Regions from separate parts of the Homo sapiens genome. Here region 2 is linked to region 1. A link is an interaction called in ENCODE POLR2A ChIA-PET data of the cell type or tissue named here. Cell type or tissue: HepG2. All regions are shown on one strand. Links, peaks and the distances in the headings refer to the core of each region. The heading gives the core; the rest is flanking DNA.

Region 1 (2,810 bases), core at 94-2,593:
CATGTGCCACCACGCCTGGCTAATTTTGTATTTTTAGTGGAGACAGGGTTTCTCCATGCTGGTCAGGCTGGTCTTGAACTCCCGACCTCAGGTGATCCACCCACCTCGGCCACCCAAAGTGCTGGGATTACAGGCGTGAGCCCCCACACCTGGCTGAGTTGCCTAGTTTCTAAAGAATCAGTAATTAAATTTTTGGAGGGTCATGGACCCAGAAGCTGCTCTGTGTACTGTTTAAAGTGTCACCACATGACTAAAGTTCAATATATACACATATATATTGAATATATATACATATATACATACATATATATTGAATATACATACATATATATTGAACTTATATACATATATATTCAATATACGTATATTGAACTTTTGTATATATTATATAGAAATGTATGTATATATATTTAAAATATACATTTTATATTTTAAAATATAAAATAATTGTGTTTTGAATTATTCCTGGAAACTTGGAGCTCACTGCTCCCCCTACCGGCAGTGCTGCACCGGGAGAGAGAGAAGTGTGAAAAGCTAACTGGTGTAAGCACAATTATCCCTTCACTTCTTCCTTGGCTAAGGGAGTCCACTGTTGTTTAGAGGAAGATCCCAAAGTTACCAGAGGGCAAATCGACCATGCATCCTCCTCCCGTGAAAGCCAGCTTGCTGACCACAAAATGTAGAATGATAAACCCTTCCCTACATAGATAAGGAAAGGAAGCAGTATTTTCAAGCAAACTCTGGTCTCCCTCCCTGCCCTTTTAAGAAATGCATTTGCTAGTCTCGAGGTTCTGGCTGGATGCATTCTTTCTTGCCCATTTAGTTAAAAGTTTCTCTACTAAAAGTACAAAAATTAGCCGGGCGTGGTAGTGCATGCTCGTAATCCCAGCTACTTGGGAGGCTGAGGTGGGAGGATTGCTTGACCCCTGGAGGCAGAGGTTGCAGTGAGCCGAGATCGCGCCACTGTACTTCAGCCTGAGCGACAGAGTGAGACTCGCTCAAAAAAAAAAAAAGAAAAAGAAAGAAAGAAAAAAAAACACAATTGTGGCTTCTTTCTTCGGACACTGGGGGATCCCACAGATCATCCTGACAGCCCCCACTACCTGAGCCTGGGCTGCGGGCCAGTGCGTCATCAGGGAGTCTTCCTGGAGCCCTGGCCTCACTTCCGAGTTCCAGATGTCTCGGAGTCTAGAAACACTGGCTGAGCGGGGGATGCAGGCGGCTCCCCTCCAACGTCACAGGGCTTGGCAGAACGTAGCCACGACGGGCACGCCATGTTCCCCGAAGAAATGCCTTCCTCAGGCCGTTAGTTACCCCTCTGGGGTCTCAGCTGGCAGCCGGTGCTCCACGGTGCTCGGAGTTGGGGCGCTGCTCCAGGCCGGGGGTTGGGCCCAGCGCTCACCGCAGCCAGGGGAGGGTTGGGCCGTTCCACTGAGCGGCAGGGCGGGGAGGAGGGGCAAGGGCGGCCCCTCCTGCAGACGGTGGTTGCTATGGGAACCCTGGGAGGCGCCAAGGGAAAGGGCAGCCCAAGGACGTCCATGGATGCCCTGGCCTGGACGCACAAAGGACACTTGCACAAAACAAACTTTTAACAAACTTTTATTAACAAACCTCGCGTAGAGCCAACTCTAACCCGACTAACAGCAAAAACAGCATTGCTAACAAGATCAAGGATGGAGGTGCAGACCCAATAAAGACCGTCTCTTAAAAAAAGGACTGGGAAAAATATATATATATATATCTGCATGAGTACTTCTTAAAAAACTAAAACTTTCCAGTGTTGCAGGAAAAAATATCCCAAAGTGATTTCAGTCGGTTAAAAAAAACAGTACTTGGCAGTCTGTGCTGCCTTAAAAACCCCAACTGGACATAACCCTAGGAGAAAATCACCCCACCCCATAAAGACAAAATTCCCTTTTCTCCTCTTCCTTGTTCAAATTCCACTGCTTATTCCACCAACACCCAAGGAATAACAAGACCCAGCTTACTTCTCTCGGTCTCTTATCTGATAAAGCTCACAGCAATCTTAACCTCTACTACAATCAGGAAATTGAGCCCTAATTTCTGGGCCAGATTCTGGAAAGTTGCAAAACATCCTTATGCTGCGAGGGGCCTGAGGACTCCTTCAAAGATCAAGGGGGCAGTGGAACTGGCAGAGACTGGCATGCCTGCCCTGCAAGGCTGAGACAAGGGGACCTTTCTAAGCAAAAACACCCCAACATCTGTCACTGAAAGTCTAACCAGGCAAAACCAAGGAGCAGCAGGCGCCAAACTAGGGCTGTGCCTGAAAGGTGCACATCTCCCCTGTTTCACCATAAAGGCAAGGGAGATAAAGAGAGCCAACTGAGTATTTGACCTCATCTGTCTTCTGCATATTTTAGGCCGAAGCCATGTTGCAGAGAAAGACATTTGGTCAAAGGGTAGCCTTTGTTGTTTGTGGTTGGATACAGCTGCCATTCCTGGACAGCCTGGTTCATGGCTGCTTTCTGGAAGCTTTTCCCCCTTATGCAGAGTACTTAAGAATTAATAGGAAAATTTTCAGTGGAACTTCGTAACTGGCAAATACGTTAACAGCAGCTTCTCAAAGGCCACCCCTCAGCTGATGATCACAGCTCCTTCCAGTCAATGGGCTTCTTGCCAGACTTCTGCAGCAGCTCATTGGTCTTTGAAAAGTGTCTACATCCAAAGAACCCTCTATACACTGACAAAGGGGAGGGATGAGCCGTCTGTAGTACATGGTGCCGCTTCTGAAAAAGATCAAGAATAAATGGTGGCAGATTTGGGACTTTTTAAATTTTTTTTTTTTTTTT
Region 2 (2,810 bases), core at 34-2,533, 87 kb before region 1:
GCCTGTTTGTTCAGACATGGGACAAAGCCAGAAGAGTGGGAGTTTGAGGGTTCAGGATTCCCCACGGCCGGCTCTGCAGTCACCTCCATCTCAGCGTAGCTGCTCCCAGCCTCAACGTGGCCCCCATCCTCCACTGTGTACTGTGTCAGCTTCCCAGCCGAGGGGGATCTCAGGACTGTAGGATCGTTCTCCTTCTCAAACACACACGTCTTATTGCCGATGGTAATTCGGTAACTGGGAGAGAGGAGGAGTCGGGTAGGGAGACTGATGAGGACTACCAACTCAGCAAGCCCTAGTCCGGCTTTCAATACCATTTCCCCTTCCTAAAGGGGGAGTGTACCCTCTACATTCCCAAAGGGTGGCAGTTGATAGTTATCTCAGAGACACTGAGAGTGAGGTGGGTGAACAAAAAGGCTGTGATGCTTTCTTATTTTATTTTTTTTTTTGAGACGGAGTCTCGCTCTGTTGCCCAGGCTGGAGTGCAGTGGCGCGATCTCGGCTCACTGCAAGCTCCGCCTCCCGGGTTCACGCCATTCTCCTGCCTCAGCCTCCCGCATAGCTGGGACTACAGGCGCCCACCACCACATCCAGCTAATTTTTTTTTGTATTTTTAGTAAAGATGGGGTTTCACCATGTTAGCCAGGATGGTCTCGATCTCCTGACCTCATGATCCGCCCGCCTCAGCCTCCCAAAGTGCTGGGATTACAGACGTGAGCCACTGTGCCTGGCCAAGGCTGTGATGCTTTCTTTGGGAGGCCGAGGTGGGAGGATGGCTTGAGGCCAGGAGTTCAAGACAAGCTTGGGCAACACAGTGAGACCCTGCCTCTACAAAAAATAAAAAAAAAAAAATAGCTGGGCGTGGTAGCATATGCCAGTAGTCCCAGCTACTCAGGAGGCTGAGGCAGGAGAATCCTTTGAGCCCAGGAGTTTGAGGCTATTGTGAGCTATAATTACTCTGTCACCCAGGCTGGAGTGCAGTGGCACAATCATGGTTCACTGAAGCCTTGACCTCCCTGGGGTCAGGTGATCCTCCCATCACAACCCCCTAAATTGCTGGGACTACAGGCACACGCCACCACACTTGGCTAATCATTGTATTTTATAGAGATGGGGTTTTGCCATGTTGCCCAGACTGGTCTCAAACTTCTGGACTCAAGCGATCAGGGTCTCACTCTTGCCCAGGCTGGGCAACAGAGTAAGAACCAGTCTTTAAAATAAAATAAAATAATAAAAAGGATGTGACCCTTTTTTGGCTGAAAGCTGGTTCCTTTTACTGACATACTTCCAACAGGGCCTGACACAGAAAAATCAATCAGTGGATATGATTCAACAAATATTTACTGATTCAAAGTCTTAACCTTTGAACTGGGGAGAGTAGAACCTATAGTAATCCTGAACATTCTTGGCAGATAGAACGTGGGTTAAAAAAGAGATAACAGGCAGGGTGCAGTGGCTCATGACTGCAATCCCAGCACTTTGGGAGGCCAAGGCTGGCCAACTGCTTGAGTCCAGAAGTTCAAGACCAGCCTGAGCAACATGGCAAAACCCCGTCTCTACAAAAAATACAAAAATTAGCCAGGCGTGGTGGCACATGCCCGTAGTCCCAGCAACTTGGGGGACTGAGGTGGGGGGATCATCTCGGAGCCCAGGGAAGTTGAGGCTGCAGTGAGTCATGATGGTGCCACTGCACTCCTGCCTGGGTGACAGAGCGAGACCCTCTCTCAAAAAGAAAAAAAAGGAGATAACAAAATATTACTCTGGCATAAACCTAGTCTTCCTTCTTCCAAAACATTGAGGATTGAGAAGAGAGTCTCCACTCTCTAACTGGAGCTTTTCAGACATCCCCTCCCCTTTCATCACCTTGGCTGGGGTCTGTTTCATTGCGTGATCTCGGGGTGATCAGACACACTGGAGGCGGGGCATCTTTGGGGCCTATCTCACTATCTCACAAGCCCCTGTGCTAAGAGCTTCCAGGGCATCTTGTGTGTTACCCGTCAGGTACACGACACCCTTTCCTGCCACTATCTGTTTGTTCAGTGTGTCATCTTCCCGAATGGGCTGGAAGCTCCACGAGTCACACCCAGAATGCTATCCCAACACCCAGCACAGCGCCTGGTACGGAGGAGCTTAGTAGGTCACTGCCGCACTAACTGGGTGGATGCCAGAGCCCAGATGCACAGGCAGCAGGCACCTGGTCACACACCTCGCAGGCCACAGAGCTGGGAGTCATGTCCCGTTCAGCTCTGAATCCCCACCAACCAGGTTACTAGAAAAGGGCCTCCTAGGATCCTCCCCTAAATATCTGCCAGTTGCACAGAATTCCAACCAAGAGATTAACTTCTCTGCACACCCCCAGAATTTACCAGAAAGGCACCTTCTCTAAGACCCTTGGACCTGCACACAGGCCAGTGCTGTGTTTTCCATGCCTAGGACAGAGAGCTGTGCATGCCCAGCCCACAGTGGGACTCGCACCCCCACGCACCTGTCAACCTCTTCCTTCATGTAGGTGGTGTAGCTGTTCCCATTGTAGGAGAGCAGGAGCCCCCCATCATTCAGCCGGTGGGCATCAATCTCGATGTGGCAGCCATTCATGATGAGAACGAACATGGTCAGAGACTGCCGGGCCACCTGTGGGGACAAGCCCCTTGTCACCGCCTGGGTTCAGGATGTGCTCCCAGAGCACTGCTGGGCCCCGCTAACAACAAACAAGAGCTGGTTGTCCACCACAGAGGGCCAAGATGAACACCCCCGTCTCTCGGACCCAGCCCTCACAATTCCTGCCAAGGGAGCAGCTGCTGATGGGGCTGGGG

Evidence for each region. Peaks named below come from ENCODE experiments on the same cell type or tissue, not always from the same donor. Only the 100,000 strongest peaks of a DNase experiment are listed, where the experiment ranks them.
Region 2: POLR2A ChIA-PET joins it to region 1 with 6 read pairs; 2 of 35 experiments call an interaction of 5 or more read pairs at or near these places.

The regions. Positions count from the first base shown.
Region 1 is chr12:109,109,766-109,112,575 of GRCh38, reverse strand. It overlaps UNG (uracil DNA glycosylase), which reads right to left. Exons shown (of 7, transcript NM_080911.3): 7 at 1,584-2,747. The coding sequence ends at 2,607. It also overlaps a transcript of ACACB not described here. Among named protein-coding and RNA genes, the nearest start is that of ACACB, 5.4 kb to the left of the region's middle. RefSeq lists an enhancer at 1,197-1,747. In HepG2, for the core only: a CTCF peak has its summit at 500 (motif pointing left); DNase peaks (open chromatin) are centred at 515 and 1,485; H3K4me3 peaks cover 1,234 bases.
Region 2 is chr12:109,196,826-109,199,635 of GRCh38, reverse strand. ACACB (acetyl-CoA carboxylase beta) reads right to left here. Exons shown (of 53, transcript NM_001093.4): 17 at 2,483-2,628; 18 at 84-234. Among named protein-coding and RNA genes, the nearest start is that of ACACB, 82 kb to the right of the region's middle. In HepG2, for the core only: no CTCF peak of the experiment used is centred there; DNase peaks (open chromatin) are centred at 1,025, 1,385 and 2,035.